2 separate regions of the Mus musculus genome follow, and region 2 is linked to region 1. Evidence: chromatin contacts called from ENCODE Hi-C or POLR2A ChIA-PET data. All regions are on one chromosome and are shown on one strand. The core of a region is the stretch at or near the end of the contact, and the rest is flanking DNA. Distances in the headings are between cores, read along the strand shown.

Region 1 (3,927 bases), core at 740-3,239:
GTTTCGGTGAATTGCTGATGCAAGCCCTGGGAGAAATGGGCTGTACGTTCTGGCCCACTGGGCAACCAAACCCAAGAATGGCTAAGGAATAGAGAGCCTAAAGGACATCTCCTTGGGGAGAAGCATTGGAGAAGGGGCCGTAAGCCAGGCACACTGGCTGGTGTCCTTTGGGAACTTCCAAGTTGGAGTTTTATGCCCCTTTCCCCCAGTTTTCAGTTTATAATCAAGTCTCAGCAGACAACCAGGACGGTGTCCTCTGCCAAAGCTAAGAAAGTTGAACTAAGCACATTTAAGCTTGGTGATGAAATGGTCCCTGAGGTGCTAAGGGTATATGTGTACTAATTAAGCAAGGCAGGCCATGGAGCTGATCCAAAAACAGTCCAACCAGGAGCCCAGAGGAAAAGTGTACTTGGGGAAGGGGTCAACGAAACAATTGACAAACCCTCGGCTGAGTGGAATGCCACAGGGCCTATACCTCAGTTCCCAAGTCATTTACAACAGGCATTGTTAAAATGAGGCCTTTGCTTACCTGGTGTCCCAGTTTGCTCTGAAGTTCCATTCTGAGGCCCTAATCTTGGGATAGCCATTTGTGGCCCCATGCTAGACAAGGGAGTTACCAATGACAGCATTGTTTTGCCTTCAGGTCCGGCAGCGTAGCTTTCCCCAACAAGGCCCCCAGTTCAGTATTCGGGGGAGTGCTGTTGCACATACTCAGTCAATTTCCTGCCCCTTTATGTGTTATAACCACCATCCAGCAACAGTTGGTCCACACACTTGTCAACCTCCCTGTCTCATTTCCTCATCTAAAGTAATGATAAATGATACCTACGTGAAATTTATCTTTAAGAACTGCATCATACAGCCAAATAGTTTTATGATAATAATAGCAATGGCACCTACATAACAGACTTGTTACAGAGATTACAAACGGAGTAATGTATGTAAGTACTTTGAAGCATCCAGCCCCCGATACACACTCTTTCATTTTTATTAACTACACTCATGCATGCATGGCCTCCAAACACATCATGAGGGCTTCAAGACAGACCTTAACGTTCATCACCCACAGTTTGTTGCTCAGTGGAGCAGAAGCTGAGCCTTCTTATGCAAACGTCTAGAAAGGGATTTCTTCTGCCTGTGTTCACAGATCAAAGCAATGCCAACCTTTCTCAAAAGATAAAGATAAAGGGGCAAGAGATAGCAAGTGAGCTATCATTTCTGTGGGCTGTAGGTGGCAGGTGCATGAGCTCCGGCTTGGGCTATCACTCACAATCCAAAGGGTACCCTGCTGACCACGTCCACCACGGGATCACTCACAGTTCATAACCCTAACCCTAACCCTAACCCTAACCCTAACCCTGATCTGCACCAGGGACTCCAAACCACCCAGGAGTAATGGCAAAAGCAGAGATTAAGATACAGATTCTATCCCACGATAAGATGATTTCTAAGCCAGAAAACTAGATGACAAGGATCGGAGATGCAAAACCTACATTGTCTCAAGCAAAGTGGACAGTTTGTGTGTACCCAGAAAGGAGCTGAGCCATGCTGCAGCCATTCCCTGAAACGGGTTGTGAGGTAGCTTTGGGAGCTGTCCCACAACATCACCATCTGCACCCAGGCACAGCCTAAAAGTTTCACATCAGCATCCCAGAGCCTCCTGGGAGAGTTTTTCCTCTCCTCTCATTATATGAAAATAAAACATTCTGTAACTTCCCTTAACAAAACACTCATTTTTTCTTACCAAATAGCTCTCCGGAGGTTGTCCACTATGTTACCCACAGCCCCAGAGATTAACCTTTGACATCAATGCCGGTGCCTGGGAAGGGCAGATGCATTACGTCACCAGATTAGCTTTATTCCAGAGCTCTAAAGAACCTCCTTGGACTATGCAAGGAAAACCAATCTTCTGTTCAGTGTACTCAAGTTTGTTTAACCTCAATTTGTTGAATGAAAGCGAGGCCTTCACAGGGCTGGGGCCGTGCCTACACACAGACATGACACAACACACCAAGTAGAGCCAGGAAAAGTCCACACTGGGTGAGTCCTCCTGGACAGGATGTCTCGCTTAGGAAACTACAAGAGGGCAAACCAGGGCTCTGGGCCACTCATCTACGCTGCAGTCACCACCCTCCCCAACCTGTCAGGACAAAAGCTTCTACAAGCCCTCTCTGGACCAGGTTTACCAGCTGAAACTGGACTCTCTCCAACGTTCTAAGTGCCACAGTGACATTTAGGAGAGGCTCTCTTACCACAAAGGGGCAGAAACTCAATTCTAGGAAATATGGTAGTTGACTGACCCCAGCTCCTGAAAGGCTCAATCCCCATATAATTACATCTCTGAGGGACAAGCCACAAAACCAACAGATAAGCGGCCTCTTGAGAAGAAACGCATGGTACACAACCACTTGGAATCTCCTCGGGACACAGTGAGTCATTCGGCCAGAGATACTGAAAAGAACCACCACGAATCTGGAAGTGTTTATTTAATCTGCCTTCAAGAGAGAATTTATTTGGGGAAAGACTTCACTGAATGGTGCAGTCAGGTCCCTAGGACACAGGGGTGACACCTCTAGCCTGGTGGGAAGCTCCGTTTGTTTACAGTTCCCTAAGCCATCTGCCTACATGCTCCTCAGAGTCCACCTCCCGGAAGCTGCTACCTCGTCTGCACAGGCAAGAGGGCAAGTCTCATTTTCTCCAACTTCTGGGATCTAAACAACGGTACATTTTTACACTGAACCTCAACTCCCAATTTTCTAGCTAGCTCTGCGAGCGAGCGGTAGAAAGCTCTCTGAACGTAGGTGACTCACCCTTCCCTGTCAATCCCTGGGTCATTTTCCTCAAGCACTCGGGCAGAAAAAACGGATGCTGAATCGGTGAACAGTTCATACGAAGGACATCATAGAAGGTTTGCTAACTTTGTGGGCTCTCAAGTATGGGGCAGAGCTGCCAAAGGATGTTAGAAAGATTTTGTTTTTTAATGCAAAACCATAGAACCCAGGAGTTTTTTCAATTTGTTTATTTTTAAGTTCCCTCCTCCACATGCAAGCTTGACTGAGTTATTCCCAGAGCATTTTTGGACACACTAACCCTCGGTTACACATTGCTTGGCTTGGAAAGGTAACAGCTGCGCATGTGTCCTGTTAGGTGGCGCATGCGCCTTATTAGGCTGACTCCCCCCAGTGCGGCCCTGAGCTCACATCTGGGGCTGCTTAACAACTGATTGGAAATTTAGCCTTTTGATTTCCAGTTAAATACTAGGCACAGGAAAACAAATAGCACTTGTTTTCACCGAGTCTTGTCAGGCATCCAAAATGCAGTGCAAATCAGAGAACTGCCTGTGGTTTGGTGGCAGAGGTCCAAAATACTTGGCCTCCCCGCCCCCTCCAGTTTAAGGAAAAGGAGTAAGCCAGATTTTGGCAATAAGGATTTTTCAGTCACCCTTCCCCCTTCTTTGGACACGCAGAGCTGTTTTTTAAATATTCAGTGTGTTCCTGGTATTAATTTACATTTTTCATTAGGATTAAGTTTTGATTTGTTTTTAAGCCAAAGCCAAAGAATAAAGTTCGGTTTTCCTCACTTATTCCAACTGCCATGCCTTGGTATTTACTCAGATTTGCTGAGGAGGGCAGGGTTCATATTGCTATCTTCTGTTTCCAATTAAATTAGGATATAGTTATCTAGCAGCCGCATTATCAAAGCATAAGAGTTAAAAAAAAAAAAAAAAAAAAACTTGAGGGAACTCGGAAGATCAGCTTAATCCAAATAATCCAAAGTCTTTATCTGTGATGGGGGAACTGAGCCCGGGGTAGCACAACCATGCGCCCTGATGCACAACTCCTTAGTGCTGGAGCCAGAACTAGAACCCATGCTGGGGAGATTAAGCCAAAAACAAAAACCTGGGTTACCAGAAAAAAATACAGGACA
Region 2 (3,927 bases), core at 596-3,095, 100 kb after region 1:
GCCCTCAGGCAAATTGGGGTGGACAGTGACTGTTAACAAAGACTCTTACAGAGAGTAGTTTTAAAAGTGACATGCTTATACTTCACATACTAAACATGAGGCAGGGTCTCACTATGTTTCCCAGGCTAGCCCAACATTCTTGGGTTCAAGTCCCTCCTGTTTCAACCTCCCTGAATGGCTAGCATCACAGGAATGTACCAACACACTCAAGTAGATCTTTGGTTCTGTGTGGAGTTTTTAGGACCGTGACAGACACGCCAGGCAGACACCTGTCATATCAGCAGTAACAATGTACACAGTCAGGGACACTGGACATGCAGTTCCAAGAGCCAGCAAGCAGAAATAGTTCTTAGAGACTGAGCCTCACCATGGCGAGGTTACCACTAAGATCAACTTCAATTGCACTGAGAGTCAATCTGCAGAGAGAAAAAAACAAAAAACAAACAAACAAACAAAAAACAACAAAAAACAAAAAAAGAACAGAAAGAACAAAACTCATATTTCAACTCTTCACCTCTTCACCAATATTAAAAAGGAGAAAGGGCTTTGCTGCCTCTCTGCCACATTGCAGAAAAACTCAGTCCTGGGCCATGTGATCCAGAAGCCTCTTTCTAACCATTTCTGGTTCCTGTCTAGAGCTCTGTCAAGGTTGTATTGCTGTTGCTTTACGTGTGTGTGTGTGTGTGTGTGTGTGTGTAGTGGGTCTCTGTGTGTCTGGATCTGTGTGTGTCTGGGTCTGTGTGTGAGTGTGGTTTGTTTGAGGCAAGGTCTCACTGTAGTCCTGGTAGGTCTGTACTCACTCTGTAGAACAGGCTGGCCACAAACTCACAGAGATCCACCTGCCTCTGACCCCTGAGTTCTGGAATTAAAGGTGTGGCCGTCATCTAGCTGAGATTTGTGACTGATATGTGTATCGGGGGAGGGGAGGTTGTTGCTTTGTTTGAGACAGTTGAAATATATATATGTATGTGTGAGAGAGAGAGACAGAGATGCAGAGGGAGAAAGAGAGACAGAGACAGAGAGAGGCACAGAGAGAGAGAGAGAGAGAGAGCGCGCACCCAGGTTTATAAGGTGCCACACATATAATACGCTATCAATCAAAAAATATCAGCTATTTTGATCACTACCCCATTCTCTTTGAGGTCTTCTTGCTGATAACTGAAAAGATCGGAGTGTGGTCGGTCATTCATGTAATTCTTAGCTCCTGCCCAACAAGTTTTGTGTATTGCCACAGGGAGAAAGAAGTCAAGGTCAAGGGAGAACAAAGTTACCAGCAATGCTGACAAGTTAGAAAACTTATTTGAAAGCCACGAAATTTACTTCAGCTAACCCCTGGAAGCCTCGCCTTTCTCTCACCATCAGATAAATGGAAATGTCTGTTTGCTTAAGAACTCGACAACAACACTGAGAGTTTGTCTCCCGTTTTTCCTCTTCAAAAATTAGATTTCCTAAATGGGTTAATAAGCTGGAGAGTTTGTTTCCAGGTTTTTTTCTTCAAAAATTAGATTTCCTAAACGGGTTAATAAAGAGAAATCTCCCTGAAAGAATATACCATTTCAACGAACACCAACAGAAATCTTACTAAAGCAAAGACCCATAAGGAGCACTGAGAAGATGGTTTACAGGAGGATTTTTATGGAGCAAATAACCACAGGCAGCCCAGGGCGCGCGTCACCTCTGCTCACATCTGTGCAGGGCCTGTGGGGCTGCGCTGCAATAATCCAGGAGCTTACACCAGTCCTGAAGGAACCATGGAAAGAAAGGCAAATGGCCCTATTAAAAATACGGCCTGCAAATTGCTGACAAGAATATTGGGCAATTATATAATTATTATATAATCGAGCCAAGCTAAACAGTTTGATGCCCAAAGGCAACCACAGCAAGTTCACTCCGGATCTCGAGACATCTCCGAGGAAGTGCAGGACAAGTTGAGACTCCACACAGCTGTGGTGAACAAAGAAGGAGCTTCTTTGAGCTGAAGCCCCTCTTTATGAGAACGTGTTCGAAAAGAAAGCAAACTGCGAGGGTTTTTTTTTTTTTTTTTTTGTCTAATCTCCCCAGTGTGCTGACAGAGTTCTAGGGCCTGGGAGGACAGGAAGGGAATCCCAGGGGTCCCACCTGGCTGATGTCCAGCCAAGACTACAGACCAGAGCTGTGGCATGACTCAGGAATCCAGCCCCTCAGCTGAATGCTGGGTGGAGCCAGGCCTCCATAATTGTGTACCTCTGAAATAAAACCAGAAAACACCAACTCCTCTTTCAGGTGAGGTTCTGTCATAGTCACTTAGCTGCTGACCCGCCTTGACATCATGAAATCTCTTTGGGCTCATGAGCTGTGTGAGTGCGTAAGTAGAACCACTGAGACCCTGGAACAATCTGGAGGCGACTGCAGAGTGATCTCTTTGCTCGCCACCCAAAGCTTCACAGCAGTGTGCTCCACTGCTGGGGATGGGAGCCTTTAGCACCACAAATTAGCAGAAGAAAACAGGGGGGGGGGGGCACTCACAGGTTAAAAACAAAGAAGAATGTGCCGCTTGCTAAGTCTGTTGATTTCGGAGCATGCTGTGTTTACTTCTGAGACCATTAATCAGAGCTGGCTGCTGCACATTCCTGAGAACCAGCAAAGCATTTGGGTAAATACAGGGATTAGCTGAGGAAAGCCTGCTCAACCAAATCCTTGACAGCACCACGAATCTAGACCCACGCTCCAAAGGAGCTACTTAGAAAAGCCTAGACTAAGGAAGGAATGTGTGTGTGTGTGCGTGTTTGTGTCTATCTGTGTGTGTTTGTGTGTCCGTCTGTGTGGTGTGTGTCTGTCTCTGTGTATCTGTGTGTGTGTGTGTGTGTATATTTGTGTGTGTGATGTGTGTATGTCCCTCCGTGTGTGTGTGTGTGTGTGTGTGTGTGTGTGTGTGTGTGTGGTATGTCTCTGTCCGTGTGTGGTGTGTGAGCATCTGTCAATTTGTGTGTGTGGTGTGTGTGTGTGTGTGTGTGTATCTGGTATATGTATATGTGTGTGTCTATGTATATTTGTGTGTGTATATTTATCCATCTGTGTGTGTGTGGTGTGTATGTGTTTGTCTGTGTGTATCGTTGTATATGTGTCTCTATATATAATATATTATATATATTTGTGTGTGTACATGTGTGTATGTTCCTCTGTGTGTGTGGTGTGTCTCTGTCTGTGTGTGGTATGTGTGCATCTGTCAATCTGTGTGTGTGGTGTGTGTCTGTATGTGTATCTGTGTATGTATATGTATGTGTCTATGTACATTTGTGTGGGTGTATGGGGGCATGTATGACACCATGTACATGTATGTACATGTGTGTACATGTGCATTGGGCAGCCCATGCAGATGTCAGAAAACAACTTTGTGAAGTCCTTTCTCTTCCAGCTCTGAGTCAGTTTAAGAATCTAACTCAGTCATCAGGTGTAGGCTATGCACAGCAAGCACATTTACTGTTAGACCATCTTGATGGCCCGGAAGATTTTGTTTGTTTGTTTTAATGAAGGGAAAACATTGTTTTTAGAGGGAAATGTGGCAAAATGGATGTCTGGTAGCCAGGAAGAAAAAAATGTGCTAGCTATTCTTAAGATGGCTAAGTACAGGACACCTTTCAAAGTGAGACATAATTCACAATTAACTTGTAACTGTTCAGTTACTCAGTTAAGAAAGGCAGTCTTAAGCCGGGTGTGGTGGCACACGCCTTTAATCCCAGCACTTGGGAGGCAGAGGCAGGCGGATTTCTGAGTTCGAGGCCAGCCTGGTCTACAAAGTGAGTTCCAGGACAGCCAGGGTTACACAGAGAAACCCTGTCTCGAAAAACCAAAAAAAAAGAAAAAAAAGAAAAAAAAGAAAAGAAAGGCAGTCTTTACATACTTGAAAGCTTGACATATAATAAATAACTGTTTAAAGTCAGCTAGCTA

Evidence for each region. A loop is a pair of places that touch in the nucleus more often than their neighbours do. ChIA-PET counts read pairs that join two places held with the same protein, here RNA polymerase II (POLR2A).
Region 2: a loop to region 1 is called in a map of Patski, with 2.0 times the contacts of the local background. The contact joins two enhancer-like sites. A Hi-C loop is called at or near these places in 1 of 37 maps with a recorded cell type or tissue (Patski). POLR2A ChIA-PET finds 5 or more read pairs at or near these places in 2 of 5 experiments (Patski and embryonic stem cell).

Annotation. Positions count from the first base shown.
Region 1 is chr5:107,164,827-107,168,753 of GRCm38, forward strand. The region is part of intron 4 of Tgfbr3 (transforming growth factor, beta receptor III); the gene reads right to left. Among named protein-coding and RNA genes, the nearest start is that of Gm42146, 72 kb to the left of the region's middle. Within about 2 kb of position 1,990, at least 1 of the 3 ENCODE cell types and tissues checked has a DNase peak (open chromatin) inside an H3K27ac peak, as active enhancers do.
Region 2 is chr5:107,266,491-107,270,417 of GRCm38, forward strand. The region is part of intron 1 of Tgfbr3 (transforming growth factor, beta receptor III); the gene reads right to left. Among named protein-coding and RNA genes, the nearest start is that of Tgfbr3, 21 kb to the right of the region's middle. Within about 2 kb of position 1,846, at least 1 of the 3 ENCODE cell types and tissues checked has a DNase peak (open chromatin) inside an H3K27ac peak, as active enhancers do.